2 separate regions of the Homo sapiens genome follow, and region 1 is linked to region 2. Evidence: read pairs that join two places in POLR2A ChIA-PET (ENCODE). Cell type or tissue: B cell. All regions are shown on one strand. Each heading gives the region's core, and the rest is flanking DNA. Links, peaks and the distances in the headings are about the cores only.

What was found. ChIA-PET counts read pairs that join two places held together with the same protein. Peaks named below come from ENCODE experiments on the same cell type or tissue, not always from the same donor. Only the 100,000 strongest peaks of a DNase experiment are listed, where the experiment ranks them.
Region 1: POLR2A ChIA-PET joins it to region 2 with 11 read pairs; 6 of 35 experiments call an interaction of 5 or more read pairs at or near these places.

What each region holds. Positions count from the first base shown.
Region 1 is chr12:95,342,731-95,359,459 of GRCh38, reverse strand. It overlaps LOC105369917 (a long non-coding RNA gene), which reads left to right. Exons shown (of 11, transcript XR_001749265.1): 8 at 853-1,078; 9 at 16,568-16,684. Among named protein-coding and RNA genes, the nearest start is that of MIR3685, 41 kb to the right of the region's middle. In B cell, for the core only: no CTCF peak of the experiment used is centred there; no DNase peak of the experiment used is centred there; H3K27me3 peaks cover 1,165 bases.
Region 2 is chr12:95,395,844-95,412,572 of GRCh38, reverse strand. LOC105369917 (a long non-coding RNA gene) reads left to right here and starts at 7,075. Exons shown (of 11, transcript XR_001749265.1): 1 at 7,075-7,218; 2 at 15,573-15,758. LOC107984545 (a long non-coding RNA gene) reads left to right here. Exons shown (of 7, transcript XR_001749267.2): 7 at 4,436-4,634. RefSeq lists an enhancer at 605-1,121. In B cell, for the core only: no CTCF peak of the experiment used is centred there; no DNase peak of the experiment used is centred there; H3K27me3 peaks cover 553 bases.

The DNA of each region.
Region 1 (16,729 bases), core at 4,335-12,334, 52 kb after region 2:
ATCATCTTTTCTTTTCTTTTTCTTGTTTTTTTAGACATGATCTGGCTCTGATGCCCAGGCTGGAGTGCAGTAGCACGTCAGCTCACTACAACATCCGCCTCCTGGGCTTAAGTGATCCTCCCACCTCAGCCTCCCAGTAGCTGGTACTGCAGGTGTACACTACCATGCCCAGCTAATTTTTTTTTTGTAGAGACAGTGGTTTCACCATGTTGCCTAGGCTGGTCTCAAATTCCTGGGCTCAAGCAATCCACTCACAACCGCCTCCCATAGTGCTGGGATTACAGGCATGAGCCACTGCACCTGGCCTTCTTTCTTAATAGTACATTTTCTATGATAAGGATCTATATGTATATGTGCTTTACAATTTACACTTTTCCATGTGATGTAAAAAAAATGGGAAGCACTGGTCTCTATAGAGCATGGTAAGTAAAAGCTCAGTCTGGAATCACATAGGCCTGTCGAAATCCTGATTCTGCCTCTGTCTAGCCAAGTGACTTGAACTTATCTGTGATATCATGAAAATAAGAGTATTCAACTCATGGGGGCACTTCCTTCAATGGGATAATGTATTTAAAGTGCCTGGCTCATTTCCCGGTACAAGATAAGTGCAATCAAACTCTTACGGTTTAGATTTGTTGATAGCCTGGAAACTTTCTTTATTACATAGATGCCATGTGTCCTCTGAGTAGAACAAGAGGTGCATTTAAAATTGAAGAACGAACAGAAGGAACTTCTGTAAATGGGTGAAGGAGCATCCAGACTATAGCAGCCAACTTAACCCAAACAGCTCAGCCTACAGATGCCTTGGTCTACTGAGGCTGCTGGGAGGAATACATTTTGTTTACATTTCAGGAATGGAACCGCAGCACATTTGCAAAATAACCAAGTTTCCACAAATAGTACCCAGGAAAGAGAACGCCTCATCAGCAAAAGTTTCTCTGAAACAAGGTGCAAAGGAGAAAGGCGAGGATAAGGAGTACCTTCAATGCCGAAATACCTTCCTAGAACAAAAGGGTGTCTTGAAGCCTTTGCCTCTTTGTCACATCCGGAAGGCCCCAGCCGGCAATCAGACCTTCCGGTAACCAGCTTCCTTTGCCTTAATAATTCATAGCCCAGCTCATGTTTGGGTTAAGGAGTGGCCACTTTCATGCAATCAACTGAAAATCTTTCCTAAAACTGGGACAAATGCACATGCCCAGATTCAAGCCTTTGAGCTCTCCTCAGTCTGCTTGCTAAGAGGCTTCCTGTTTAGCAGTGGAGCCACATCAATCTGGGATCATGACTCAGTTTGTTTTCATTTCTTTAGTGAATGCTTGTTCAAAACCTGGCCCTATGCTGAAAAGTCCTTAATCTATACTTGGTGATAGTATATAAGTGCCACAAGTTCCTGCTTCTCTTGCCTTCTCATACCAACTCTCCTGGGGGAAATGTGCCCTTATTATCTTCACCAGCATAAAATGCCCTGTTCTTTCTGCATTTGTATCTCCAGGACTAGCCACCAAACAGGGCTGCTTCCTACCTCAGGCAGAGAAGGCCGTGTGTCACTCTCTCCAGGTTTAGGTAGCATGTGGGAGGGAAGGGGGTTGCTGCAGGAGCAGCTTGGTCTCTCTACTGCGTGGCAGCCTTTGGAAGCCTTAAGCGAAGCCTTGCCCCCTAACACCACACATGCTGTAATTTAGCTGAGCACACATCTTCCAAGACCCCCCAGGAGCTGAGACTCCCTCGAGCTCCCAAACCTAATATCGCTTCAGTAACATTTGGTGCAGACTGTGCATTGAAAGAAAAGTTGTAAATACAATGAGGGCAATGTTTCCTGTATTCGAAGTATTGCCATGATACTTTACTAACGCCACTAAAGCAAGCAGTGCTGTCAGACCCCTGACCGTGGTATGAATTCATGCAACCAGTGGCTGTTATCCGCTACTGACAGGTGTGTGAGCTAGGCCCAGGGGGCAACATAAAGACTTGGCCCCAGTCTTCCCAAGGCTTCAAGGCTGCAGGAAGACGTAAGATAGTGTATACTATTAATAAATGAAAAATAAGGAAGGAGGCCGGGCGCGGTGGCTCACGCCTGTAATCCCGGCACTTTGGGAGGCCGAGGCGGGCAGATCACAAGGTCAGGAGATCGAGACCATCCTGGCTAACACGGTGAAACCCCGTCTCTACTAAAAATATAAAAAATTAGCCGGGCGCGGTGGCGGGCGCTTGTAGTCCCAGCTACTCGGGAGGCTGAGGCAGGAGAATGGCGTGAACCCGGGAGGCGGAGCTTGCAGTGAGCCGAGATCGCGCCACTGCACTCCAGCCTGGGTGACAGAGCGAGACTCCATCTCAAAAAAAATAAATAAATAAGGAAGGAACTGCTAGCAGAGCTGTATAGATAGAACGCTAAAGAAGTTTTGGGGAGGGAGAGTATTTTTGGAAAGAAAAGGTTATTTATTTATTTATTTTCATTTATTTATTTATTTTGAGACAGGGTCTCACTCGGTCACCAGGCTGGTGCAGTGGTGCAGTCTCGGCTCATTGCAACCTCCACCTCCTGGGTTCGAGTGATTCTCCTGCCTCGCCTGCCGAGTAGGCGGGACCACAGGCACCTGCCACCACGCCGGCTAATTTTTGTAGTTTTAGTAGAGATGGGGTTTTGCCATGTTGGCCAGTCTGGTCTCGAACTCCTGGCCTCAAGCCATCCGCCCACCTTGGCCTCCCAAAGTGCAGGGATTATAGGCGTGAGCCATCGCACCTGACCAGAAAGACAGGATTATTTTATAGTGCATTTTTGACCAGAGTCTTGAGTGAGGGGGAGAATTGGGATAGGCAGGTAAGGAGGGTTGGGTATTCTAGGTGGAGAGATGAGTGATGAGAAGGATAGTAATGACCCTAATAATGTTAGGGATGGTTAACATTTGCTGACCAGTTACCATACACTAGACACCATGCTAAACACTCTACTTGCAGGATTTCATTTAACGTTCACAACACACCTAAGGGATTAATTATAATTAGTTAATTATAATTATAACCCTCACTGTCCTCCCCAGCCCCCATTTTAGAGCTAAAGCAACTGAGGCTCAGAGAGGTTAGGTAATTTGCCCAAAGACACAGCTAGTGAGCAGCAACACAGGGGTTGGAGCAAAGTCACGTAGGAGGGACAATGCAGGCAAATCGTAGGAATGCTGAGCAGTTTGGTTTTGCTGGGTCTTAGGGCGACACGAATGATAGGCAGGGTTGGGGCCATATCATGGCCCCTTGACCTCAGGCCAGAACTGTGTGCAAATAACAAAATTATCCCAATCCTTTAAAATCTGCAACGATGAAGCGAGCAGGCACTGTGCAAGGCAGCTCCAAAATGTTTATTCAGACTTTCGAATTTACGAAGTCAAAACCCAATCATTTCACATGTCACTGTAAAATTATTTTTATGGCTCAGTTACTCAAATAGCAATGACATTTGAAGAGATTAATACCAATTCAATAAGGGCTTTATTTATTTCTGCAAAAACTTAACTGCAACTTTTAAATCCACAACTGGACTCTAAATCTTGAATTAAAAAACATAAAGACTTCACCTAACCTATGAATTAAAAATAAGCACCATGTGCAAGAACATCTATCTTTCCTGTGATCACTCCTCTGTATGGTTTCCATGCTGGAGTTCCATTTCCAACCAAATCCTGTGTTTGACTTGCGATGGATAGGCTGATACCTGGTGGAGGGACAACAGCATAATGTCCTGATACGACACAAGTAGAATGTATTCGCTACGTGAACTTCTGCAATCATGTGCCTCTCTAAGCTTCTCTTCCTCTCTTCCTTCCTTCTTTCCTTCCTCCCTCCCTCCTTCCCTCCCTCCCTCCCTCCTTTCTTTCTTTCTTTCTTTCTCTTTCTTTTTCTTTCTCTCTTTTCTTTCTTTCTCTCTTTCTTCTTTCTTTCCTTTCTATCTTCTTTCTCTTTCTTCCTTCCGCACCCGGCTATATTTTATTTTATTTTATTTTATTTTTGAAATGAAATCTCGCTCTGTCACCCAGGCTGGAGTGCAGTGGCACAATCTCAGCTCACCAAAACCTTCACTTCCCGGGTTCAAGTGATTCTTCTGCCTCAACCTCCTGAGTAGCTGGGATTACAGGCGTGAGCCACCGTGCCCAGCTAAATTTTTGTATTTTTAGTAGAGACAGCATTTTACCATGCTGGCTAGGCTTGTCTCAAACTCCTGACCTCAGGTGATCTGCCTGCCTCAGCCTCCCAAAGTGCTGGGATTACAGGCGTGAGCCATCGCGCCCAGCTTCTGTTTCTTTCTTTTGCTTTTTACTTCCTCTGTAATTGCAGAATAAGCTTCTGTTTCCTTATGTGTAAAAAGCACAATAATAATACCTACTTCACAAGGTTGTGTAAGGATGAAATGAGACAAGCTTATCAAGTTTTTGGCACTGTGTCTACCAATCTGTAACTCCTCAGTGCAAGATGGTTAATGTTATATTCCACCTGTAAGTGAGAGATGTATGCTGTTTTATCATGTGTCTGAGAAACTCAGTGAGATTCCCTATATCTATGGGTATACGGAGAGGCTTGTTAATTTCCCTAACTTTAAAAAAATGTTTACTTCTATTTTAAGTAGCCCAAAGACCCAATTCGTGGAGGGCTGAGCCAATTTCTTTTTAGGACGTGGTCTGCGGATCCTCCTCATGGTAACTTTGTCTTTCCATTCCCTTCCAATAAACTCAGCACCTTCCACCATGATGCACATTGAAAGCTGAAGTTGCCGATACAACCCTCAAAATGCAAGTTTATTGAAAAACCTGAGAAGAGCACTAAACAGACCAAAAATACCTTCATCCAAACTTTAAAATTTATTTTTTGCCAACTTCAGTAACTGTTTTCACATGAGAAGTCAATGCACAGGAAAATGCTGGTTTTATGGTAGTATTTAGATGTCTTGAAATGCTGAGGGCAATGAGCAGACACACAAACACATTAAGGTTTAGCTGCAGATCAATTAACAAACCTACAAGGTCCCTATGTAATCACACTTTCTAGTTCCAGTTGCTCCTTTTAGACACAAGCAAGTTGCCACATTTTTTGTAATGATTCACAGTCACCATTTATGGTATTGAAATACAGTGGCAAGGGTAAACATCCCTTCATTTCCAGAACCATCCATCCCAGTATGCAACATGCTTCTGAGAATAAGGACAGAATTATTTTTAAAGCCCATTTACTACTGATAAAAAAGAAAAAGGATGTCTATGCAACAGTGTGCAGGTTTTTTGACAAGGCTAGAGCAGACTATAAATTAAAAGTGATATTCAGTCAGATAACTTACTTTGAGCACTGTCTATATAAGTGCTATTTGACAAAAGGAATATAGTCACTCATAGTGTGAGGCAACGCATAAGCAGGGTATCAGAGAGTTTTATCTGCTATCACGGTCTATACAAATAACAATTTACCAGTGAACGAGTATTAACATATCCCTTTCCCTAACTTTTTATGCTTTGTTTCTAATTTTTTCAGAAAGTGCACATTTTAAGTGGTGCACCAAATATTTGTGGTGATATTGGTAAATATTTGTTTTTCTTTTAGAGATGGGGTCTCACTCTGTCACCCAGGCCAGAGTACAGTGGCACAATCATAGCTCGCTGCATCCTCAAACTCCTGGGCTCAAGAGATCCTCCCACCTCAACCTTCCAAGTAGCTGGGACTACAGGTATGCACCACCAGGCCTGGCTAATTTTTTTATTTTTTGTAGAGACAGGGTCTTGCTATGTTATCCAGGCTGGTTTTGAACTCTTGGTCTCAAGTGATCCTCCCACCTCAGCCTCCCAAAGTGCTGTGATTATAGGCATAAACCACCATGCCTAGCCAACATTTTAAAAAAAGTTTCCACATACAGCACTGAGTGAATATTTTTAATTGAACACCTGGAGTCATTTCTGTCTTCATCCTTCCTCATAGAACCCTGGGTTTATTTAGTGTCTGCCCATTCCCTCAATCACCCAGATGCATCGGGGGCAGTTGACCACAGCCAAAGCTCCAAGGATGAGCCTTGGGATTTAAGGCAATTGAGAATTTTCATGTATCTGGCAACAGTCATTGGTCGGTGGGGTTGGGGGTGAGCATGTGACACAAGACATAGTGAGTCCCAGGCTTTTGGTTTGGAATGCTGGCATCAGAAGCCCACTCTCCTCTGTAATGGTTGTTCTGAGTAGGTGTGAGACCTGGAGCTGGTTGGCCATCTGTTACCTTCCTGCAGAAGAAGCTGACACAGAAGACGAGGGGGATAGATCTGGAGCCACTGGGCAGTGCCACCTGCAAAGCCCTGCCTCTAGACTTCCAATTGTGGGAGCCCGTAAGTGTCCTTAGTAAGCCAGTTTGAGCTGCATTACTTGCAGCCAAAGAAAGGCATCCTTACTGATATAACACGTGATACAATAGGCCTCTAGGTTTTTACCTTTATTACCCTTTAATAGTCTCTGTGGTAAGATATTAGCAAGGAGTTAAAGTAAACCTGAGTGTTCAATTCATCCTATGGTAACTAAAAGTCTTTTAATCCTTTTTTTCAGTTATTTATTCCGTCATTTTTTATGTTTAGGATTCTAAACATACATTTTTAAAATAACTTTTAAGGCCAGGCATGGTGGCTCACATCTGTAATCCCAGCACTCTGGGAGGCTGAAGTGGGCAGATCATGAGGTCAGGAGTTTGAGACCAGCCTGGCCAACATGGCGAAACCCCGTCTTTACCAAAAATACAAAAATTAGACAGCGTGGTAGTGCATGCCTGTAATCTTAGCTACTCAGGAGGCTGAGGCAGGATAATTGCTTAAACCCAGGAGGTAGAAGTTGCAGTGAGCTAAGATGGCACCATGACTTGAGGTCAGGAGTTTGAGACCAGCCTGGCCAACATGGCGAAACCCTGTCTCTACTAAACATACAAAAATTAGCTGGCATGGTGGCAGGTGGCTGTAATCCCAGCACTTTGGGAAGCTGAGGCACATGGATCACCTGAGGTCAGGCGTTTGAGATCAGCCTGGCCAACATGGCAAACCTTGTCTCTACTAAACATACAAAAATTAGCCAGGTGTGGTGGCGTGTGCCTGTAATCCCAGCTACTTGGGAGGCTGAGGCAGGAGAATCGCTTGAACCCAGGAAGTAGAGGTTGCAGTGAGCTGAGATCGTGCCACTGCACTCCAGCCTGGGCAACAGAGTGAGACTTCGTATAAAAAAATAGAATTAGCTTTCTCTGTATGTTTTGGAATTTTGGATTCTGGGCTCATCTTGAGTGGAAGGTTTTTCCTTTCTCTTTCTCTGTGTGTGTGTTGGGGCAGATGGGTGGGTGCGGGTGTGTGTGCGCATGAGCAAGGTTTCCTCCCATTTAGTGGTTGAACCAGGTCTAATAATGGTGGCTTGGATGTCTCACTTCATGAATATTAGAACTATTGCAGATCCAGTCTCCAGGCCAGCAAGCAGTTTAGCTTAGTCCTGGTTGGGCGGCCGTGGCCATGTTCTCTCATCTGCCTGGGCACGAAGCATCCTGTGAGCCATCATGTGGCCAAGCAGGAGTAGACAGCAGCTATTCTAGCCTCATGCGGAGTAGTGGAAGCCCTACCCTGGTTCTTGGATTCAAGAAGCAAAACAGGCAACATCCCCCACCCTGCTCTCCAGCCTGGAGAGGGGCATTTTATTTTATTCTGTTTTCCCACAAGAGCTAAATTCATATCTGCTTTCGCTGCTTCTAGACCTAGAGCCAAGCAAGCCTGTGGCTTCAGCCCCGCAAATCTATTGATTTGGCTTCCATGCACAGGGTGTTCATCTTGGTTGGAGTGCAGCTTTGTCCTTTAGATTGCTTCTTTTTCTCTTTTACCTCTCATTGCCATGTGTTTGAGGCAGGAGGTTGGAAGCTTTGCTCAAAGCAAGGACTTAAAATGCCTTTTTGAGCAGAGGTAGAGGGTTGTAGCTTGAAACTTGACTTTTAGTGATTCCACAGACACCAGCTGACACATCAGAATTATTCAGGGATGCTCAGAATGCCACTCCAGGAACCTGATGTTGCCACGCTGTGTTTACCTGCCGTAAACCCCAGGAAAGGAAAGGTGGGGATGGAGGAGTCAGTGGTCATTGGAAAACAAGAAGAGTGTCACTGAAGCTGGGAGTCTTAGAAGCCTGTTCTTACAGGGTGGAGATCAGAGCTTTAATTCAAATGCATCTGATTTCTTTGATATAAATCCCTGCCTCTGGCTCTCAGCTCTCTGCAGGCACCTAGCCACTGGTGAAGGTGTTGTTGATTCTCTTGCTACTTCTTATGGCCCACTCATATTTTATACCAAACCATACACTCTGAAAGTTCTTTTCTCTTTTTTTTTTTTTTTTTTTGTCATTGTGCTCTTCAGGATATAAGATAGCTAATAGCTCACTCTGGAAATAGCATTAATACATTGGGGTGAGGGGGAAGTGGAGGACTCATTTTATCAGATGTTAAGGTTTTTATGACGTGATAGTAACTAAGATATTGTAGTATTGGCACCAGGCTAGTTAAATAGACCAATGGAACAGAAATAGAAAGACCTGACTGACCCAGGAACATGGGGAAACTTGATTTACAACAGAGATCGAATTACAAACCAGGAGGAATGGATTATTCAATCAATGGTGCTGGGACAACTGATTATCTATCTTAGATTCCTATTTTCCATAATAAACTCCAGGTAAAGAGCTAATCATTAAAAGCCAAATAATAAAACATTTAGAAGAAAACATCAGGATAATTTTTTCTTATCACCTTCAGGTAGAAAATTGTTTTGTTTTTTTTTTGAGACAGTCTTGCTCTGTCAACCAGGCTGCAGTTCAGTGGCGTGATCTGCTCACTGCAACCTCCACCTCCCAGATTCAAGCAATTGTCCTGCCTCAGCCTCCCAAGTAGCTGGGATTACAGATTACAGGTACACACCACCACACCCGGCTAATTTTTGTATTTTTAGTAGAAACGGGGTTTCACCCTGTCGGCCAGGCTGGCCTCAAACTCCTGACCCGCCCGCCTCGGCCTCCCAAAGTGCTGGGATTACAGGCATAAGCCACCTCGCCTGGCTGAAAATAAATTCTTAAACCAAATGCACACCAAAAAATCACAAACATAAGGGATAGGATTAATTAGTTTAACTATATTAAAATAAAAATCTTCCATATAAAAAGGACACCATAAGCAGAAGGAAAAGACAAGCCACAGATGGAGACAAATGTTAGCAAAATATATGATTGGCAAATAGACCCTTTGCTGAACAATATGGCAATGTCTAGTAAAATTGAAGGCACGAATAATCCAGAGAAATTCTATACCGTAGGAAATGTGCAAAAATTTCATTGCAGCAGTTCTCTGTAGTAAAAAATTGGAAATTATGTAAATGTCCATCAACAAGAGAATGTATCAGTTGTTTGTTGTGGACAACTGCCATTGGCTCTTATCATGCAGCATCTATACCTCCCTCCTAAGTTTGGGGACTCCCCTACCTGCTGAGGCAGAGTCCCCTCCCACAATAAAAGCCAAAAATACCACTTTTTTTTTTTTTTTTTTCCCTGAGACAGCCTCCCTCTGTCACCCAGGCTGGAGTGCAGTGGCGCAATCTTGGTTCATTGCAACCCCTACCTCCCGGGTTCAAGCAATTCTGCCTCAGCCTCCCGAGTAGCTGGGACAACAGGCATGCACCACCATGCCTGGCTAATTTCTTTGCATTTTTAATAGAGATGGGGTTTCACCATGTTGGCCAGGCTGGTCTTGAATTCCCGACCTCAAGTGATCCGCCCACCTCAGCCTCCCAAAGTGCTGGCATTACGGGCATGAGCCACCACACCCAGTCCCATCTTCTTGATTTCCCAGTTTCTCCTGCAGCTAGGGCCCAGGCACATGACCCAGGCTCCAAAGATCAGATGCGCCTGCCCCAGACTTTCATGCAGCTGCAGGGGCTGCCCGGACTTTCTGGGAGGAAGAGCAGTGGTTCCGCTTGGCTTCTAGTGGCTGTAATGGCTGTGGTTCCTGCAGCTGTGTTTTGGGTCAGGAGGACCAACAGTGCAAGCCGTAGGGTCTGTCCAGCAGCCGTTGTTGTGGTGTTGCTATTGGACACATTCTACAGCATGATTAGGGACATTTTCCCTGGCAGTGGAGCCTCCAAACCCAAGTCTTCCACTCTTGCAAAGGTCTTCCAAGTTATTGAATACATTCCTTTTTGTTTGTTTGCTTAAATTAACCAGTTTGTTTCTGTTGCTTGCAAATAAAAACCCTCATCCTAACAGATTATGGGTTATTACATACTTATATGACATACATGAGAATGACATACACCAAAATTAGGATAAAACGTTGAGTGAAATCAGGCAGGAGTCCTCAGGGACTTTCAGTTGTGTCTCAAATTGTAACAATGGAAAAAATATAAACATATATAGCAAATGGAGTAAAGCATTAATTTGTATTAATATTTGATATTAATACAATAAAGCTCGGTGGTGTGCATGGGGGTGTTATATTATCTTCATATTTTTATGAATATATTAACTACTCCATTATATGCACACACCAACACACATATGTAAACTTTTACTATAATTCAAAATGTACTATTCTGAACATTTCAAAGAAACAATATTCTGCTGATATTATGTGTTTGTCTTTCCATGAAAGAAGATCCATCTCTAAGTTAGCCTGCATCTAAATTCACTAATAAACATTATGCTGAAAAAGGAAAAAATATATTGAAAATAGGTCTGGTGGGGCATTAAGGCAAATGCTGAAATAATGTATTATATTTGCATGCATGGGTTTTCTTAAGCCAAGCAGATACCGTAAATCACCATCATTTTGTAGAAATGCGTTTCTACTGAGGAAAGGCATCAAGACATTTCAAAAAGCATGGCTTCAACAAACATAGCTGATCATTCATCACACTAAGTTGCTTAGTGCATTTGTTTGCTTCAGTTGCTTTAACAAACTACCAGAGCCCAAGGGACTGACATGACAGAAATTAATTTTCTCACAGTTCTGGAAGCTGGAAGTCCATGATCAAGGTCCGTAGCATCAGTATCTGATGAAGGCTCTCTTCCCGGCTTATGGATGGCCACCTTATTGCTGTGTCCTCACGTGGCAGGCAGCAAAAGTCAGCTCTCTGGTGTCCTCTTCTTATAAGGACACTAATCTTATCAGATCAGGATCCCACCCTTATAACATCATTTAACCTTAATTACCTCCATAAAGCCTCTATCTCCAAATACATTGAGGTTTGGAGCGTCAACATACAAATTTTGGGGGGACACATTGAGTCCACAGCACTCAGGTTAAGGGTAAAGAAACTGAAAACACCCAGCACTTTGGAAGGCTGAGGCAGGCGGATCACTTGAGGTCAGCAGTTCGAGGCCAGCCTGGCCAACATAATGAAATCCCGTCTCTTCTAAAAATACTAAAATTAGTCGGGCATGGTGCCACACGCCTGTAATCTCAGCTACAAGGGAGGCTGAGGCAGGAGAATCGCTTGAACCCAGGAGGTGGGGGTTGCAGTGAGCCAAGATCGCTCCACTGCATTCCAGCCTGGGTGACAAGAGCAAGACTCTGTCTCAAAAAAAAAAAAAAAAAAAAAAAAGGCCTGGCACGGTGGCTCACGCCTATAATCCCAGAACTTTGGGAGGCAGGCAGATCACAAGATCAGGAGTTTGAGACCAGCCTGACCAACATGGTGAAACCCTGTCTCTACTAAAAATACAAAAAGTTAGCCAGACATGGTGGCGGGTGCCTGTAGTCCCAGCAACTCGGGAGGCTGAGGCAGGAGAATCGTTTAAACCCGGGAGGTGGAGGTTGCAGTGAGCCAGTATCGCGCCACTGCACTCCAGCTTGGGTGACAGACAGAGACTCTGTCTCATTAAAAAAAAAAAAAAAAAAAAAAAGGACACTGAAATCAACAGTGAATATTTTAATGATAATAAAATGTACTCCTGGCCAGGCACAGTGGCTCATGCCTATAATCCCAGCACTTTGGAAGGCCAAGGTGGGAGGACTGCTTGAGGTGAAATTTGAGCCCAGCCCGGGCAACACAGCAAGACCCCATCTCTGTATTAAAAAATAAAAATAAATAAGATGTACTCTTCTAGCTACCCAGGAATGCCAGTTTAAAATAACCTAATTAAAATACTATATTTTTAAACAAATTTCAGCGTCTCATAAAATTCTTTAAGCTAATTAAAATTCATGAAAGGTTGGTTTTATATGCTTCATAACCCCCCTGGAAGTTTTGTGGAAACACAAACTTACCCCTACATAATAGATGTTAATACTGAAGCACAAAGAAATGAGAAGATTTGCAATCACATTAAGAGTGAGTGACAGGCCAGGTACGGTGGCTCACACCTGTAATCCCAGCACTTTGGGAGGCCTAGACGGGTGGATTACTTGTGGTCAGGAGTTCAAGGCCAGCCTAGCCAACATGGTGAAGCCTCATCTCTACAAAAACACAAAAATTAACTCGGCATGATGGTGGGTGCCTATAATCCCAGCTACTTGGGAGGCTGAGGCGGGAGAATCTCTTGAACCCAGGTGGCGGAGGTTGCAGTGAGCCGAGATTGTGCACTCCAGCAGCCTGGGCAACAGAGCAAAAATTCTGTCTAAAAAAAAAAAAAAAAAAAAGAGTAAGTGACAGATTATGAATCCAAATTTAGCTTTCTGATTTCCATTCTAGCTGTTGGGCTACATAGCTTATTTAGTAGAGGCAATAAAACCAACTCATAAACACCTTACAGATATTTCAGGATCCAGCAAGATAGCAGTATTACAATAGAAAAAATATATGCATGTGTTCAAATCACAGCTGTCATTTACTGCTTGTGTGTTTTTGGTATAATTACTGAATTTCCAGAGCCTCAGTTTTCTCATCTGTAAGGGAATAAAAGTAAGTAACTTACAGACCAGCCTTGTATGCATTCTTCTTAGGTATGTTACAGTGCAATTAACATTCTAGTAATTGCTGGTCAATTATTTGCAATCATTTGGATTCATTGGTCCTCTGAACACGTATTTTATGTTTCTTTCAGAGCCATCGGTGCCTGTATAGCTGAAAAGGCTTATGTTTAACTCTTTTAGTGTATTGACAAATATTTTAACATGTTGGTAAATAAAATCCTGTCCAGAATTAAATGTCAATGCTTTACTAAAGTAATCGCTTGTATATCAGGGGTGTCCTTTCTGTCCTTTCATTTCTTTAATGTGATTTCTAACCATTATATTTCTAGGGTTCCTTTTCCCATTGAAAGCAAGGATACCTGGTTTGCTTCCCAGCTGGTTTGTCCCATGGTCCTAAGGAGAACACTGTGCAGGGACACAGGGCACACGTGCCAATGTAGCTCTCACAGCATCCTGAAAGTGACAGACCTGGAGTATGATCACCTTAGAAGCAGCCAGATGTCCTCTGCGGACCAGGTCATCATAGTCTATGTCTTCTCCTTCAAGCAAAAGGACAAGACTATCAAAGAAGTGGCCAAAGTATATAGGGAGCTATATACTTTTTTTTTTTCTGTTGGCTTCTCAACACACTTTTTTTTTTAACTGAGATATGACATTCGTATAATAAAGATCACAAATCTTAAGGGTATATACCATAATGAATTTTTATGTATATACACACCTGTGTAATCACCACCCAGATCAAATACAGAATTCTTCCAGGCTTGAAAAATCTCTCTCCTACTCCTTCTCATTGAGTAACCTACCCACCTGCCCACCCCCAGGAAACCACTATTCTGCCTTCTATCAGCATGAATTACTTTCATCTGTTCTAGATCTTCATGGACTCACACAGTATGCACTTGTTGATACACAGTTCATTTTAATGCTTCTTCTACCAGAGAATGGGAATAGTAAATACCAGTCATGAGCCAATATTCCCCCATTCTGTGTCTATAGCAGACATCACTAATCCATCATTCTTTTTTTGTTTGTTTGTTTGAGACAGAGTCTTGTTCTGTTGCCCAGGCTGGAGTGCAGTTGTGTGATCTCAGCTCACTGCAGCCTCCACCTTCTGGGTTCAAGTGATTCTCATGCCTCAGCCTCCGGAGTAGCTGGCAAGCACCAACCACGTTTGGCTAATTTTTTTTTTTTTTTTTTTTGTATTTTTAGTAGAGATGGGGTTTCACGGTGCTAGCCAGGCTGGTCTCAAACTTCTGACCTCAAGTCATCTGCGCCCACCTTGGCCTCCCAAAGTGCTGGGATTACAGGCGTGAGCCACCATGCTCAGCCCATCATTCTTTTCAACTGAGCCTAGACTGGGCCCTAAACTCTTTTTTGCTGATTGCACACCAAATAGCCACCACAGACTGATCTCAGAGGCCACTTATGAAACTGAGTTTGGAATCTATCACCACGACTTTCATTTCCTGACTGTCCCTTCTTTCCAATCCCACTGCTTCTGCCTACTTCAGGCCTTCATCACTCCCGAACTGATTTTCTCCAATGCTCTAACTAGTTCTTGCTTTTAGTCTTGAGACCTCTAATATTTCCTACCCATTTCAGGGTGTTTTTTTTTTTTTTTTTTTTTTTTTTGAGATGGGGGTCTCGCTCTGTCGCCCAGACTGGAGTGCAGTGGCGCGATCTCAGCTCACTGCAAGCTCCGCCTCCCAGGTTCACGCCATTCTCCTGTCTCAGCCTCCCGAGTAGCTGGGACTACAGGCACCCACCACCACACCCGGCTAATTTTTTGTATTTTTAGTAGAGACGGGGTTTCACCATGTTAGCCAGGATGATCTCGATCTCCTGACCTTGTGACCTGCCCACCTCGGCCTCCCAAAGTGCTGGGATTACAGGCGTGAGCGGCGCCTGGCCTTTTTTGTTTGTTTGTTTTGAGACGGAGTCTCACACTGTCACTCGGGCTGGAGTGCAGTGGTGCAATCTCAGCTCACTGCAACCTCTGCCTCCCAGATTCAAGTGATTCTCCTACCTCAGCCTCCCAAGTAGCTGGGATTACAGGCACCTGCCATCACAGCCCGTTAATTTTTTGTATTTTTAGTAGAGACAGGATTTCACTATGTTGGCCAAGCTGGTCTCGAATGCCTGACCTTGTGATCCACCCGCCTCGGCCTCCCAAAGTGCTGGGATTACAGGCGTGAGCCACCGTGCCCAGCCAGGTGTTCTTTTTAATATCCGAACATGTCTGCATCATTCTTCTGCTTATAAGTCTCTAAGGACTTCCCTTTAGGCCAAGTCCAAGTTCCTTAGTCTGACATGGAGGGCCCACTCCCACTGGGGCTCTCTCAGCCCTGCCTGTAGATGGCAAATATTTCTTTCAGATCTTTAAAATGTCAGAGTCTCAGTTAATCTTTCCTCAATCGGACAAGAGAAGGCCTCAGAGAAAGCCCTCTTCTGCCTGCATCAGTGCAGATTCTCTGCAGATGCAAATCTCCCCCACAAAAGACAGTTCTGCAGGGTGACTTCTATTCATTGGCTCTCTGAACAGCCACCTCAAAATATGCCAAAGAAGTATATTTCGGGGTGAAATATTTTTATTTCCTTCAGTCCTCACTTTGAAACTTGAAAAAGTTTCACATCTGAAAAGCTAAATTGATAGCTTTGCAGAGATTTGGGTGATAGGCTGCAGAGATAAAGATAGGCAAAGGAGTGGAAAAAAACAAATTGGGATAAGCAAAAACGGGCAAATTTAAATATATCATTCCGTGTCTTCTTGAATCAGTCTCTTAGTCCTAAGAATAAATCAGTTCAGTTAAACAGCTGTGTCCCATTCAGGAGGTGGCATTGCAGATGGGCTAGGCCTTTAGAGATGACGCAGGCAAACAGACAGATCTTTAATAAGAGGCACAAAATGTAAATTTTGACCAAGGACATATTATTTTGTACAACGGGGCTGATAGCAACCTTGCAAGGAGGTCACATGTCATTCTGTAACTGAAAGCTAAAGAAGGAGAATCACAACAGCATTGGCTGAGTCCCCTAAATTTCCAGAAAGTTGATTATTTTTTAGGTCAGCAAGAGGAAGGGAATAATCCCGTGACCAGAGAACCTAAAGAGAATACAAATAAGAATGAAGAAGGTTATAAAACACAGAAAACTTAGCAAAGACCTCTAGTGTCCTCCAAAAGAGTTGCGTGGCTGGATGAGGGCCTTAGCTATCTCTTAATTCTCTTTCATTCCACCTAACCAGGGAACCACAAGTCCTGCATGATAGTGAAATGATTGAGCTGTACCTGGAAGGTGAACAGCAGTAGATACTCTGGTGGAAGCATCAGGGTGTAGACAGAGCTCTTACAAGGGTGGCCTGAGCCACAGAGAGTGTGTCGTGGGTTCTGGGAGTATAGGGAGGACAGCCTTACCTTCCCAGCCTGCTTTGAAGTTGGCTTCCTCTGCCCCTAGGCTGGAAGCTTCTTGATGGTAAGACTGTGTCATGTTCACCATTGTAGCCCCAGTCCCTATCCCTGGGCCCAGCTCATGGTAAACATTGAAAACATATTTGCTGAATGAATCAATGAACCAATGAATGAGTGAATGGTCTCTCAGTCTGATGGCCATGGTCACTGCTAATTCTTTCTTGGTCTCATTGCAGGTGTTTCTAGGACTATGGGCTTGTAACCTGCTGAGCTAGGTTTCACCTGCAGATACAAAGAAGCTGGTTCACCTGCAGATACAGAGAAACTGGGTGGATGGGAGGGTAGAATCACAGGTAAGAGGGGTCAGACTTCTCATTGGGACAACAAGGTGCATCAAA
Region 2 (16,729 bases), core at 5,687-13,686:
ACTCAAGTTCTCTGATTTTAGTCATATTCACTGTTGCAGCATGGCGGTGCAAAGCAGGGGAATTCTGGGCTTGCTTCTAATCCTGATCCTACTATTCTTTAGGTGTGCGACCAGGGATATAAGAGTCAATATAGCATAAAGGTTTAGAACCCAGGCTCTGGAGTCCACATGACTCTCATTTGCCAATCATGGGATTTGAGACATTTAGCTTCTCAAAGCTCTACTTTCCTCGTGTAAAATGGGAATCCTAATAGAATCTGCCTCATAGGGTTATTGAAAGCATTAAATGAAATCATAAGCTAAATACCTTAGCACAGTCTCTAGAGTATAGCAAATGTTTGATAAGCAGTTAACTATTATGTTGCAATTATTGTTCCCTTTTCTGCATTTGGCTCCCTCATCTGTAAAATGGGATTAGATATTCTCCAAGCATCCTTCAGCTCTTACATTCAACGAGTGCCCCTACCATATTGAATTTAGCTTACTATTAGATTAGAGCCAATCTGAGATAAAGATTGGCTTTGAGATGTAGTTTGAGATTTGAGATATAGTTCCTTTTTGAGATGTAGTTCCCTTTTATTCCAGCCTCTGTCTTAGAGGGCTAGAACAATTGGGTAACTTGTGAGTTAGAGAATGACTGTTCCGTAAGACCTGAAAATGGCTTTCCCTGGGAATGACCAGCTGCCTGAAACTTCCAAGAAACCATTTTGTGCAAGTATTAGGGTACCTTTGACAAATGAATAAACTTGGTGATAATTGTCACCTGTTGGAGAATCCAGGGATCAACTTCTGGCCCTCAGGCAAGAGGAAAGCAGGACAACTACCACTGTCAACCTTGAGAAAAGGCAGAGAAAAGGCCGTCTTTGTTGGCACGCCAGGCTGATTGGCCTTGACACAATGACTAAAAGACTCTTTGTCTAGGGCATGTTAAAGGGATTAGAAAAGGAAGCACTGCTTTTAAAAAGGTAATGGGGAACTTTCCCAAATTACAGCTGCCTACTCAACGTATTTGATTAATGTGGCATTTATAGAATGTGAGAGATTTTGCCTGGGTTTTTTTTTTGCACAAGGGCTTTTGTATCTGAATTTTTGGCCTTGTTAGTAGGGAGGGGAAGTGTGCCTTTTTTCTCCCAATGATTATAGGTACTCATACTTTAGAGTACTTAGCTTTCTTTTAAGAATAATCCAAAAGGTCCATTTGTAGAAAGTCAGAAAAATAGAATCCCGTATAGGCACTGAATGAAAGGGCTGTGGTGTAGGCTTGGAAAGTGGTCATTAGGCTTGGGCTTGTAAATATGTGTTGTTAGGCTGACATTCTGCCAGCCTTTGGTGCTTTTCAATGGAGTGGCATGCGTGTGTTCTGGGGTGGGGAAGAGTGGCAATCTATAAGTGCTTTGCTTTTGTCACATTGTTCAAAAATTCTGCCCGCTCACCTCATTTTTGACAGTGGGATACATTTTCATGAGAATATGGGAAAGAAAGGAAGGAGAGTCAGGAGGAGGGAAGCAAGAGAAGAGACAAAAGGGAAGGGAGAGGGGGCAGTTGTTTTAACCAAGCATTTCTATTTTCCAACTACTCAGTGAGTGGCAGATCTGGCCCTTATCCACCCTTCTGGCTCTAGTTCCTTCCCCAACAATGGTGTTGCTATTATACTTTTCCCTGCTTTCTTAATCAGCTGTATTATTTCCAAGTACTTATTCTTTTTTTTTTTTTTTTTTTTTTTTTTTTTTTGAGACGGAGTCTCGCTCTGTCGCCCAGGCCGGGCTGCGGACTGCAGTGGCGCAATCTCGGCTCACTGCAAGCTCCCCTTCCCGGGTTCACGCCATTCTCCTGCCTCAGCCTCCCGAGTAGCTGGGACTACAGGCGCCCGCCACCGCGCCCGGCTAATTTTTTGTATTTTTAGTAGAGACGGGCTTTCACCTTGTTAGCCAGGATGGTCTCGATCTCCTGACCTCATGATCCACCCGCCTCGACCTCCCAAAGTGCTGGGATTACAGGCGTGAGCCACCGCGCCCGGCCCTTATTCTTAATCCTTTAAAAAGTTTCCTTTCAGCATAGCTCTTCCCACTCCCCAAGCCCCACACCCATCCAGTAAATGTGCCACATGTATACACACACACACAAAACACAGAGACCAATTCTCCTCAACACTCCAAATCCTCCTTGACATATGTAAGCTCAATTTTAGGAAATTTTAAGCATGCCTTAAAAATGAAAACTACTGGGGATTCCCAGTGGACTCTGCTCTGAATCTGAAGGAACTCTCCAAGGGTGGCTTCAGAGATTTGTCTTCACGCTGTTGCTGAGATCTAGTTGTTTGTTTTGAGCTTTACTCTATGTCCACATTGGAAATGCACAAACTGCTGACTTCTTTGAGAAGAAGGCTCCCAAGTCTCCTAACTTCTCCTAACTAGGGTCCTGGTACTTCTGGCTGTTCTCAAGGGTTGGTCTTCATTCTGTCCGGTTACATCCCCACACTGTGTTTTGTTTTGTTTTGTTTTGTTTTTAGACGGAGTCTCTCTCTGTCACCCAGGCTGGAGGGCAGTGGTGCGATCTCAGCTCACTGCAATCTCCCCATCTCGGGTTCAAGCGATTCTCCTGCTTCAGCCTCTCAGGTAGCTGGGATTACAGGCGTGCACCACCATGCCCGGCTAATTTGTGTATTTTTAGTAGAGACAGGGTTTCACCATGTTGGCCAGGCTGCTCTCGAACTCTTGGCCTCAAGTCATCTGCCTGCCTTAGCCTCCCAAAATGCTGGGATTACAGGTGTGATCCACTGCACCCAGCCCCCACATCTGTTTCAATGAGTGAGAAGCCCAGCAGCCTGCCTTTGGGTGCTGGGGCCAAGGAGTAGAGGCAAGCCAGCCAGTCTATGCAGATATTAAACAGGTGATGCTGGTGTCCAAGAGAGCTAAGCATGTCTCTCCAGTACATGACCTCTGCTTTACCAGCTTGACTCCTGGAGGCTTCTCCTTTTAATTTTTATTATACTATTATTTTTAGAGACATGGTCTTGCCGTGCTACTCAGGCTGGTCTTGAACTCGTGGCCTCAAGCAATCCTCCTGCCTCGGCCTCCCAGTGTGTTGGGATTACAGGTGTAAGCCACTGCACCTGACTGAGGCTTCTAATGGAATGTTGCTAACAGCTACTGTTTGGCATGCTTGGGTACAGGAGTGTCTGTGGTTGTGTTTATAAGTATGTGCATACACACACGTGCACGTGTGTGCATGTGTGTTGGGATTGAAAAGCTGGGCTGGGCAAGAACTAGGAAGGTCTGCTTCATCAGCTTTATCCTCAGATACAGAGCCCGGGGAGGTCTAGTAATGAATTTGGAATTGGGGTGTGCATGACATTGAATCCTGGCTTTACCACGTAGCCACGTAGCCGTATAACTCAGGCACTTCTTTTGTTATGAGTCTTGCCTGTGGAAGAAACCTAATGAATATTTGTGAATGATACATGAATATTCTAAGATGCTACCTTCATATCAGGGTCTCAGTGTAAAACCTAGGAATGACAGGTATTTTTTCCTTTACCACGTTATTATTAACAAATGTGTAGGTTCCTCACCAAATTGTAACCATAACAACTAGGATTTGTAGGATGCATACTAAAGGCGGGGGTCTATGCGCAGAGGTTTGTATTCATTAATCAGATAATTCTTACATTTCCAATAGGTATTAGCGTCCCCATTTTACAGATGAAGAAACCAAGACTCAGAGGAGTTTAGTAGTCTGTCCTCATTCCCGTGGTGCCAAGTGGCAGAGTCAGGATTCACATTTAGTTTATTTTTTATTTTTATTTTTTTTAGACAGAGTCTTGCTCTGTTGCCCAGGCTGGAGTGCAGTGGTGTGATCTCGGCTCACGCAGCCTCTGCCTCCCAAGTTTGAAGCAATTCTTGTGCCTCAGCCTCCTGAGTAGCTGGGATTACAGGCGCATGCCACCATGCCCAGATAAATTTTTTTTTGTTGTTGTTATTTTTAGTAAAGACAGGATTTCACCACGTTGGCGAGGCTGGTCTCAAACTTCTGGCTTCAAGTGATCCACCCACCTCAGCCTTCCGAAATGCTGGGATTACAGGCATGAGACACCACGCCCGGCCTCACAGTTCGTTCTTATCTAGAGCCTGTACTGCTCCATGCTGCTCCTGTGAGCACAGGGACGATGCACTATTCCTTATATTTCCTACAGCCTCTGGTACAGTGCTGCACACACAGGAGGTGCTCAATAACTGTTTAAATTGGAAGCACTCAATACACACTAGCTAGGGACTCAGGATGAATCTTGAAATCCAGCTCTTCCGACTTAAAGGAAGCTTATTACATCCATGTAAAGGTGAGGCTCCAGGGGCCTCAAACAGAGCCCCTGGCCCTCCTGCAGACCTTGATAAGACCAAGAAGCAAGCCGTGTCTTGAATTCTCTTCTTTTGAACAGCAAAATAGAAGAAGCAAAGCAAAAAAAAGAGGGCGTCAACAAACAACTTATCCGGCGCCGCTATGAGGACCTGGAAGGCGTGGAGGAGAGCAGGGATCAGCAGTGCTCACAGAGTTTCTGGCTGGAGCTGCTGGAGAAGAAGCCTCAGATGCCAATTGTCAAAAAGGCTGACCCCAACATGAAAAAATTCCATTACGCTCTGGTGGATGGCTCCTCTCTGACCTAATATCCTTGTGAAAATCCCAGGCGGGAAGGAGGATGAAGGGGGCAGGTCGTGATGGAAGGGGCTGACAGCTGGGGGTTTCCATTTCAGCAGAAAAAACCCAGGAAGGATTGGGAAAAGAGGTCTCAGACCTTGAGTTTGTTAATCCCTTTTTACCAATGGTCCACATCCCCACAATCTGGGGGCAAGAGAAATCAACCCAAAAAAGAAGTTGGGGCAAGTTCCTCACTTTACAACCTTCTTTTTTTATTTTTATTTTTTTTCCCCACAGGATCCTGCTCTGTTGCCTAGGCTGGAATGCAATGGCACAATCTTGGTTCACTGCAGCCTCAGCCTCCCAGGCTCAAGCCATCCTCCCATCTCAGCCTCCTGAGTAGCTGGGATTACAGGCACATGCCACCATGCCCGGCTAATTTTTGTATATTTTGTACAGACAGGGTTTTACCATGTTGTCCAGGCTGGTCTCAAACTCCTGGCCTCAATTGATCCTCCTGCCTCGGCCTCCCAGAGTGCTGGGATTAAAGGCGTGAGCCACTGCACTCAGCCCAAGCTTCCTTCTTTTTAAGGGAAGCTCTGGTCATCGTGCATATATTTTTTTGCACGTTTTTGTTTGTTTGTTAATTCTAATTTTTTAAACAATGTTTTAATATTACATTAAAATAGAGACAGTGTCTCACTATATTGCTCAGGCTGCTGTCAAACTGCTGGCCTCAAGTGATCCTTCTGCCTCAGCCTCCCAAAATGTTGGGATTACAAGTGTGAGCCACTGCACCCAGCCATGTAGCTGATATTTGTGTGAAGTGCCTGAGGGCTCAGGTGATTCTGAGAAACAAGTTGTCCTTGGTTTATTTTCCTGCTTAGAGAGAATGCCATGGGGATTTAGCATCTAGAGAATCTAGCTAAGAAAGAAGAGAACTTTTATAATCAGCTCCTACAAATCCAAAATGAAAAAGGCCTCAAGAGTCCATTGCAGACAGTTTTGGAGAGGTCGGTACAGGTAGGTTTTGTGAAATTGTTCGCATATCTGTAATCATCCTCAGCCCCTCTTTACCCCTACCTATCCACAGATGTTGTCAGGACAACTGATCCTCCTGCTCTATGCTGGAACGAGCTCATTGAGAAATACTAGGTCACAATGCACAGCTTTGGTTTCCAGCACTCTAGCCATTAACAGGACCAGTCTAACCAGACTCCCTTGTTATTATTCACAGATTGGCTTCAAAGAATTTAGGATTAAAATGAGGGTGCAGAAATACGCATGGATGGGAAGAACATGCTGCTGAAAATCATGAAGCCTGTGTGCTGGTCTGGCGCTACCGTTATCACGCTCAGAGACTATGGGAGTGAGAGGCACCCTCTCTGGCCCTCCCATTGCCTTATCTGTAAATTGCTGATTTTTTTTTTTCCCCGAGATGGAGTCTTGCTCTGTCACCCAGGCTGGAGTGCAGTGGCGAGATCTTGGCTCACTGCAACCTCTGCCTCCCGGAATCTAGCAATTCTCCTGCCTCAGCCTCCCAAGTAGCTGGGATTACAGGTGCCCACCACCACACCCGGCTAATTTTTGTATTTTCAGTAGAGACAGGGTTTCACCGTGTTAGCCAGGCTTATCTCGAACTCCTGACCTCATGATCCGCCCACCTCAGCCTCCCAAAGTGCTGGGATTATAGGAGTGAGCCACCGTGTGCAGTCTGATTTTTTTTTTTTTTTTTTGAGATGGAGTCTCACTGTGTCACACAGGCTGGAATGCAATAGTGCAATCTCGGCTCACTGCAACCTGCACTTCCCAGGTTCAAGCCTTTCTCCTGCCTCAGGCTCCCAAGTAACTGGGATTACAGGCATGTGCCACCATGCCCAGCTAGTTTTGTATTTTTAGTAGAGACGGGGTTTCAACATGTTGGCCAGGCTGGTCTTGAACTCTTAACCTCAAGTGATCCACCTGCCTTGGTCTCCCAAAGTTCTGGGATTACAGGCATGAGCCACGGTGCCTGGCCTGTAAATTGCTGATTAAAAAATAAAATAGGCCGGGTGCGGTGGCTTACGCTTGTAATCCCGGCACTTTGGGAGGCCAAGGCAGGTGGATCACCTGAGGTCAGGAGTTCGAGACCAGCCTAGCCAATGTGGTAAAACCCTGTCTCCACTCAACATACCAAAAAATTAGCTGGGCATGGTGGCACACACCTGTAATTCCAGCTACTTGGGAGGCTGAGGCAGGAGAATTGCTTGAACCGGGGAGGTGGAGGTTGCAGTGAGCCGAGATCACACCACTGTACTCCAGCCTGGGTGACAGAGCAAGACTCCATCTCAAAAAATAAATAAATAAATAAATAAGGACGTATGTATGACAGCTAACATCTTTCTATATAAGAATTATTATTGTTAATGAATATCAATTCCTTAACCTGGATTGTATCTATCCTTCTGGGCACCTAGCTGTCTGTCAGAGCTATTCTGACCTCCCTTCAGGTGGTGTGTACACCAGCGTATTCAGTGACTTGCCAAATCCAGTTATCCTTGGAACCTTTACACCTTTTGGATGTGGCAGCATTTCTTTTCCTAAGAGGTACATGAGATTCCAGACAAACTAGAACTTTGGGGTAAGGTAAGGGGGTGGGTATGGGTGGGGGGGGTGGCAAGGGGTCGGGGGTAGGGCAGAAGAAAAGCTAACTCCTGACAAAAGGGAAGCAATCTTTCTAATTCTCACTCTAATTGGGAAAGCAGGTAAGGAAAAGGAAACGTACACACGTGCCCAAGGCTGTTCCTTGTACAGATTTGCATTAGCTTAGGTTGGAAGACCATGGGTCTCAATCCAGTTGCACCACCTGTGTGGAGATCTGTGGCTCTCTAGAGCAGAGGGACCTGCACAAAGGCAAGACCCTAGGAAAGCACAGACTGGGAGCTGAATACGGAGGCTGTCATTTCAGAGAGCCAGGTATCAGCTGGGCCTCCCTCACCCTTAAGAACTAGATAACACTGGCAGGACCCCCATTCCCTGCCCCAAGGATTGTCTCGTATCCCCCTTGAGATTTTTTAACTGGGCATGGTGCTCATGCCTGTAATCCCAGCACTTTCAGAGGCCGGGGCAGGAAGTCTGCTTGAGCCCAAGAGCTCGAGACCAGCCTGGGCAAAATAGTCAGATGCCCATCTCTACAAAAAAATTAAAAATTTTAGCTGGGTGTGGTGGTGCATACCTGCAGTCCTAGCTACTAAGGAGACTGAGGTGGGAGGATTCTTTGAGCCCAGGAGTTAGGGGTTGCAGTGAGCTGTGAACTGCACCGTTGTGCTCCACTCTGGGTGACAGAGCGAGGCCCTGTCTCAAGTAAAAATAGATAGATAGATATAAATGATAGAGATAGATAGATAGATGATAGATAATAGATAGATAGATAGATACATACATACATACATACATACATACATACATACATACATACATGCAAGATTTCTGCAAAGTTCTTAGGGATTATGATCTCATGGTCTCCTCTGGCTTTGACATTCCGCCTCCTTGGAATCTGTTTCTCTCGTCTGTGCCTTGTATCTGTAGGTTTATTTTGGCTCCTTTTTGATTTGAGGCAACTGGGGAATTTGCTCCTTCTCTTAATTTTCACATATAAAAACTGTTCACCCAAGGCCTGTGAGGGTAGCCGAGCATCTTGATGTTTGGGTCATGGGGAATTTACAGTAGAGTAATACAAGTAATTTCCTTGGAGTGTAAAATGTATTGAAGTGTTCATTTTGTCCTAAAATGTTGCCCAATATTTCATGTTTTCCTCTCCTGGATCCTCTTTTTTCTCTTTTCTAAGAGCCCCCTTTTCCCCCCTCTTATGCCACCCCTCCTCTCCAAGCCTTTCCATTTTCTTATGGAAGATATATTCAACTTATTATAGCTGTACACCCAAATCAGCTAACTTTTACTTGGTGAACAATTTGGATGAGCCATCCTGAGGTGGGGGGTGGCAGTGAGAAATCAAGGAAGAGAGGTGCAGTTACTTTATCATCTCACCCTGCCCTCAGCCATAACATTACTATAAGTTTTATTCATTTGCTTACATATTTTTTCCTTCTTCCTTTCCTGTAGTAAATATTTATTGAGCATCTATTACATTCCAGACACTCAGAATAAAGAGTAGTGTAAGATGCAGTTCCTGTTTCTCAAGAGCTGTCTTGTCAGGAGCCTACAGGCAATATTTAAAAAGAAAAAAAGGTCAGGCATGGTGGCTCACACCTGTAATCCCAGCACGTTGGGAGGCCAAGGCAGGTGGATCACTTGAGGTCAGGAGTTCAAGACCAGCCTGGCCAACATGGAGAAATCCTGTCTTTACTAAAAATACAAAAATTAGCTGGGTGTGGTGGCGCACCTGTAGTCCCAGCTACTGGGGAGGCTGAGGCAGGAGAATTGCTTGAACCCCGGAGGCAGAGGTTGCAGTGAGCCTAGATGGCACCACTGTACTCCAGCCTGGGTAACAGACCAAGACTCCATCTCAAAAAATAAATAAATAAATAAATAAAAAGAAAAAATACAGAAAATTGAAACAAAAAGCCATCTGTAGAAGATATTTATATATATTGATTCAACAAATATTTGCAAAGTACCTAATAATGTGAGTACTGTTTAAGCACTGGGGAGATAGCAGGGAACAAGATAAAGTCTCTGCCCTTGTATAGCTTACGTTTTAGTGAAGGGAGGCTGAGTAAATAAATATATTCCATATCGGGTGGAGAAAAGTGCTGTAAAAAAAAATAAAGCAGGAAAGAGGGACTAGAGGATAGTGGGAATGGGGAGATGCTATTTTGGGAGTGGCCAAGGAAGGCCTGTTTGATATGGGGACATCTGAGCAGAACCTGTGGAAGTGAGGGGCAGACATGCTGTTGTAGGCAAACTGTTCCAGGCAGAAGGAAATGTCAGAGCAAAGCCTTCCGGTAAGAGCACGCTTTACAAATCCAAGCAAAACCATGACCTCTAGAATGCTGGCTCCTGGAAAATATCACCCAAATATCAACCTGTTGACAAGAAAAAAGTGAGTTTATTCATACCAAGGGAAGGGAAAGCACTACCTTGCCACGGTCTTGGTATTGGTAGCTTCCCGTGAGTGGGGAGGACAACCTAAGTATCTACCAGCTAAGGAATGGGTGAGTAAGCTACAAGGTACTGTTGTCATGGATACAAATCTCCATCCACACATCCAGGTGAGCAGGAAAAACAACTTTTTTTTTTTTAATTGAGACAGGGTCTCGCTCTGTTGCCCAGACTGGAGGGCAGGCCACTACACCTGGCTAATTTTTGTATTTTTTGTAGAGATGGGGTTTCAGGATTTCTGCTATGTTACTCAGGCTGATCTTGAACTCTTGAGCTCAAATGATCCTTTCACCTCCCAAAGTGATGGTATTACAGGTGTGAGCCATCACGGCCGGCCAAAAGCAACTTGGAAAAAAAAAATTCTGCCACTCAACTTAATTTCTAGGTAAGCCCCTACCAGTAGGTAGCAGAGACTTGCAGCCCTGGAATCCTCTCTCTATGAGTTCATCTCAGCTCCAGCGAGCTGAAGAAATGACAAGGCATTGGCGGTTGGGGGATTGACATCTGATACTCAGGCACTTTCATTCCAAATGGTCTGCAGTGATTGGTCCCTGAAGCTGACAGCTGTGTCCCCTGGACCCCAGTTTCCCCGGCCTCTCAGGGCAAGCTCACTCTCAGCTGCTTCCACATCCTTGGCACAAGAGAAACACTTGTTTGTTCCTGTCCTGGGCAGAACGTGGGGAAATGGAGACTGTCTTGCACACAACCATCTGTTCTCCTTCTCTTGAGTTATGTTGGGCCTGAGGTCAGCTTCCAGGCTTTCCAACCTGGGGCCTCTATTGAGTTCCCCCATCCTACCTACAACTTGGCCTAAGGAGGACAGCACACGGCTGTTTCTCAGGGAGCCTCTCACACCTGGATCTCATCCTCCCACACTGCTTCCCATCCCCTACTCCTCTGGGGTGGAAAAACCTGCTCCTGATATTACATATTCTTCCACATCCCCTTTGCCATGTGTCTAGATCTCAACTTCTTAAACTCAAAAGCCAAGAATTTGACACTTCTGTTCTCATAACCCTTTCCAGAAGCCTTAGGTGATGTCCAATATCTTAGTTGAGTAGGAGAAGGTCATGGGTAAAAAGGAAAGACTGGGAAGAGAAAACATGGCAAATTTCTCCCACTACATTACATAGCATGCCCAAGTGTTAATACTTGGAATATACATATATGTGTATATAAACATATATATCTCCAAAATAAATTTAATTAATTATTTTATGTATATGTTACAATAAAGAACATGTAACAATCTACACACTGTGTTTATAGTCAGTTAATAAGGAGTGCATAGGTATCATTGCATTTATAATCAGAAAAACCTAAATATTATTTTTAAAATCCATATTTTATATATATATATGTATATATATGTGTGTGTGTATATATATATATACATTGTACCTATCCCGTAGTACGATTGTAAGATCTAAACAAGACAAATTACCATGGAAGTTTTTAGTGTGTTATAAGATAAGAGATAGATAACTTTTGGAGATGATAGATACGTTTATAGCATAGATTGTGGTGATGGTTTCATGGGTATGTACTTACCTCCAAATTAATCAAATTGTCAACATTATATACTAGAGCTTTTTGTATGTTGTTCATACCTCAATAAAGTAGTTTTAAAAAGATAGAGAGATAATAGGTAGATGATAGACAATAGATAGACGATGGGGAGATAGGTAGGTAAGTAGATGATAGATAGATAGATAGATAGATAGATAGATAGATAGATAGATAGACAGATGTATAGATACACAGATACAGATACATAGGTAGTAGGTAGATAAATGATAGATACATACATACATTCATAGATAGATATGGAGATAGGTAAGTAGATGATAGATAGACAGATGTATAGATACACAGATACATAGGTAGGTAGGTAGATAAATGATAGATACATACATACATTCATAGGTAGACAGATAGATATGGAGATAGGTAGGTAGGTAAAGACCTGAAAACTCCATGAAGCAGTGATTCTGAATGGCAGAAAGAGAAGGCAGAGGGTGGTTGGGTGCAGTAGCTCACACCTGTAATCTCAACACTTTGGAAGACCAAGGCAGGAGGATTGCTTGAGGCCAGGAATTCAAAATCAGACTGGCCAATGTAATGAGATCCTCATTTCAAAAGAGAGAGAGAGAGCAAGAGAGAGAGAGGGAGAAGGCAGAGGGTGTGTGGAATGGGGAGGTTTGAGAATCCCCAAGCGTAATGGGAAACACCAAGGCTGAGAATGTGCCCTTGACAGTGCACAGGCAGGAACGAGATGAAGGGATACTGCCATAGGAGCATGAAAGTTGGTGTTTCAAGGTACTACAGCTTTATCGTGCTTTAGGAAATGTGCCATAGCATAAGTGTTTCTTTGTGAAACCAGAGATGGCTGGGTGTACACTGCCCAAGAGCGGCGACTGACCAGGGAGACCTCTCCTGTTCTCTATCATACCAGGGCATTTTCTGCATCCTTGGGGATTGCTCATGAGGCTGTTTCTGGAGGCAAAGGCTGGGAAGCAGTGGATAGCTCCCCCACAGCAGGAGCATATCAGTGGCCCAGGAGGAGAGTTTTCTATGATTGCTATAACAGACTACCACAAACTTAGTGACTTCACACAAATTCATCCTTGTATGGTTCTGGATGTTGGAGGTCCAAACTGAGTCTCACTGGGCAAAGTCAAGGTATCAACCAGGCCACATTCCTTGGGAGGCTCTGAGGGAGACTCACACCCTTGCCTTTTCTGAGAGAGTGAGTCTAGAGATGGCCTACATTGCTGGGCTCCTGGCCCCTTCCTCCACCTTCAAAACAGCAGCATAGAATCTTCAAATTCCTCTCTCTGCTTCTGTTACTACATTTTCTTTCGTTTTTTTTAATTTTTTTTATAAGGTCTTGTTGCTGAGACTGGAGTGCAGTGGCACAATCACAGCTCACTTGCAGCCTTGACCTCCTGGGTTCAAGCGATCCTCCTGCCTCAGCCTCCTGAGTAGCTAGGACTACAGGCATGCACCACCACACCTGGTAATTTTTAAATTTTTTGTAGAGATGGGGTCTCCCTATGTCACCCAGGCTTGGTGAGCTCAAGCAATCCTCTTGCCTCAGCCTCCCAAAGTGTTGGGATTACAGGTGTGAGCCACTGCACCCAGCCAATAATACTTTATAGTGTTGTTGTAGTTTGTTTGTTTGTTTTTGACAGGGTGTCATCCTGCACCCATGCTGGAGTGCAGTGGCCTGATCATAGCTTACTGCAGCCTCAGACTCCTGGGCTCAAGTGATTCTCCTGCCTCAGCCTCCCAAGTAGCTGGGATGACAGGTGTGTGCCACCACACCCAGCTAATTTTTTTTTTTTTTTTTTTGTAGTGAGAGGGTCTCACTATGTTGCCAGGCTGGTCTCAAACTCCTGGGCTCAAGCAATCCTCCCACCTCAGCCTCCCATAGTGCTGGGATTATAGACGTGAGCAACCACACCCGACCACATCTCCTTTTCTGACTGATTCTCCTATCTCCCTTTTCAGAAGGACCCTTGTGATTACACTGGGCCCATTCAGGTAGTCCAGGATAATTTCCCCATCTCAAAATCTTTAGCTTGAGAGGCGTTCGCAAAGTCCCTTTTGCCATGAAAAGACATATTCACAGATTCTGGAGATTAGGGAATGGACATATTTGAGGGACCATTATTCTACCTACTACATCAAATGAAGGCTATCAGATGTTTGTGTTGCAAAGCCTGCCCTTTTGACCATTATTTTTGGCTTTTAAAAATAGTACCAGTCTGTCTGCGCCACAGTAGCTCACACCTGTAATCCCAGCACTTTGGGAGGCTAAGGTGGGAGGATCACTTGAGCTCAGGATTTCAAGACCAGCCTAGGCAATATAATGAGACCCCCGATTTCACAAAATATTTTTAAAAAAATAGCCCAACATTGTGGCGCACACCCGTGGTCCCAGCTACTTGGTAGGGAGAGAGATGGGAGAGTGGCTTGAGCCTGGGATGTCGAGGCTGCACTGAGCCATGATTGCACCACTACACTCCAGGCTGGGTGACAGAGCAAGACCCTGTCTCAAAAAAAAGAAAAAAATTTCCCAATCAATGTGTGCCCACATAGGCTCATCCGATGCTTGACCTTGATCCTTTAACCAGTCCCAGCCTTGACTAACTCATGCCTTATCCAAAGTTCCTCCTGACATACACAATATCCCACAGCCTCCCTGACTCCAATCCCTCCCCATGTCATACTGCAGAGGCTCAGAAAGAGGAGGATAAGAGATGGCATTTAATGTTAGTGAGGGTCAGGATAAGGTCAGAGGTGGGCTGAAGGAGTCAGGTAAGAATGTCAGAGTGTCCACAGACAACCAAGTGCAGGTGGCAGAGGCTGCCGGGCTCTTCAAGACTACCTGCAGCAGGTGTTAATTTACTGTATTTGTTTTGCAGGGCCGACATGACAAATTGCCATACATTGGGTGGCTTAAAACAACAGAAATATATTCTCTTACAGTTCAGGAGGCTAGAAGTGAGAAACCAAGGTGTTGACAGGATTGGTTTCTTCTGGAGGCTCTGAGAGAGAGACTCTTCCATGCCTCTCTCCTAGCTTCTGCTGTCGCCAGCAATGCGTGGCGTTTCTTGGTTTGCAGATGCTTCACTTCCATTTGCTTCTCTCTTCATTCACATTGCCACTTCCTCTGTGGGATCTCTGCTCTGGTCATAAGCACTCCAGTCATTGGATTTAGGACCCACCCTAAATCCAGGATGATTTCATCTCAAGATCCTTAACTAATTACATCTGCAAGGGCCCTATTTTATTTTATTTTTTAACTTTATTTTTAGAGATGGGGTCTCGCCATGTTGCCCAGGCTGATCTCAAACTCCTGGGCTCAGGCAATCCTCTGACCTCGGACTCCCAACCTGCTGGGACTACAGCACGTTTCAAATAAGATCACATTCTGAGGTTTAGGGTGGACATGCATGGGGAGGACCAGTGTTCAACTCACTGTAATTACTGTTTCTCTGTATTTACTTTTCCTTAGGCTATTACTTACCCCACACCTCTGCCTAATCCTCTTCCATGCGCTCGCTTTCAGTTTAGTAGATGATTCATATTTAAAGCTCCTTAGATGAAAAATGTAAAACAAAGACACCTCAAGCGTATAAATGCAGCAAATGAAAAAAAGCATGCAATGGGGATTTAGAAAAACATGCTCTGGCCCTTGGATCTTTAGGAAGAGATTGACATTATAACTTATTCACAAGGCAGCCTCTCAGTGAAATAAAGCACCATGAGGATAAATCCACCCTCCAGATTTGCTGAATTTGAATTTATTGATTGAGTTCCAATCACATATTTCCCAACCCCTGTATTTTGACTTAAGTCTTCAAGATGAAGGGAGTTGAGAATCAGGTCATCCAGAGAGCAAGAACCTTTTTTTTTTAAAACCAGTTCATAAATATCCTTTTGTGTGTTTCTACCACATTCAGCATTTCATATGTGCTGACCATGCTCCTGGTGAAGCCCCTTCTCACCATTTCCCTTCCCTGGCTGTTTTTATGAGCCAAGTCACCTGTCAAAATGTGTCAGCAGCTTGCCAGCAAAGAGTACAGGCCAGCAAAAAGCTAAAAGAAACAAAAGACTAACGCTTGATTCTGAAGATCCAAATATATAGAGAGAGACAGATTAATAGGGTAGCAAAGTACCTGGATGAGCTGCATGTAAACACCTGCCCTTGGTGTCAAAGAGTCTTTCCCAGCTTAGATGTTGAAATGAAAGGAACATGACAGAATCTGGAAGCATTTCAAAAGTTGAGAAAGCATTTACTTTCAAAAAGTCTTTTCATCTCCCAACTCTAGTCATTCAACAGTTTCGAAAGACAGATGAGCAAGCATGATGTAATTTTACGGCATTTTAATTGAACATCTTATTCTGTGACACTACAGACAAGATGGAAAAGTAATCATGACTTTCACGAAGAAAAAATGGATTTCACTTGATATTCCAGGGATTGTTAAAGTTAGGTTCTTTTGACACTGTTTCTGGTGAGTTTGATTCATGTTTCACCCTTGTTATTTGCTGATATATATCACTTTAGTGAGCACTTTTGCAAGTTATCTAGTTTTCCCAGGAACGCTATGACTAGGTGTAATTCCCAGAGGAGGAAACTGAGGCTTGGAGAAGATGGATACCTTTTCCAAAGCTCAGAGAAGGGCACTGAAGTCAGTTTTCAGATCCTAATTCCAGTGCTTTTTTACCTTCCAACCCTGAACATGTTGAGAGAAAGAGAAGCCTGGAGCTGAGTACACACCAGATGAGCAATACTAGGAGATTCCTTGGCCAGGTGCAGTGGCTCACACCTGCAATCCTAGCACTTTGGGAGGCTGAGGCAGGAGGATCACTTGAGGCTGGGTGTTTGAGACCAGCCTGAGCAACATAGTGAGTTTTTTAAAAACTAGCTAGGCATGATGGCATGCGCCTGTGTTCCCAGTTACTTGGGAGGCTGTGGTGGGAGGATCACTTGAGCCCAGGAATTTGAGGCTGCATTGAGCCGTGTTCATGTAGGTTAGGCTGGGCACTTTAGGTTGCACTTTAGGCTGGGCAACAGAGCAAGACTGTCTCAAACAAACAAACAAAAAGAGCCGTCTGATAGTAACGATAGATAGAAAACTTACTCATGTATCTGGCTATTGGCTAGAGAAACAAGGTAGCTGGGCCATGTGTCTCCAGTGTCTAGCAGGCTAGCTCAGGCTTTTTCACATGGTGCCTGGGTTCCAAAAGCAGCAAGAGAGAAGAAGAAGCCCAATGCATGAGCATTTTTCAAGACTTCTCTAGCATCATGTTTGCTAATGCCCCATCAGTTAAAGCAAGTCACATGGCCAAACCTAGATTCGGGAAGTGGAGAAATAGACTCCTGCTTTTCTTCAGAAAGCACTAAAATATTGCAGTCATTTTTGGCAATCAACCAGAAGGGAAACAATTGAATCTAAATTATTCTCTGTCTACTTCACTGCCT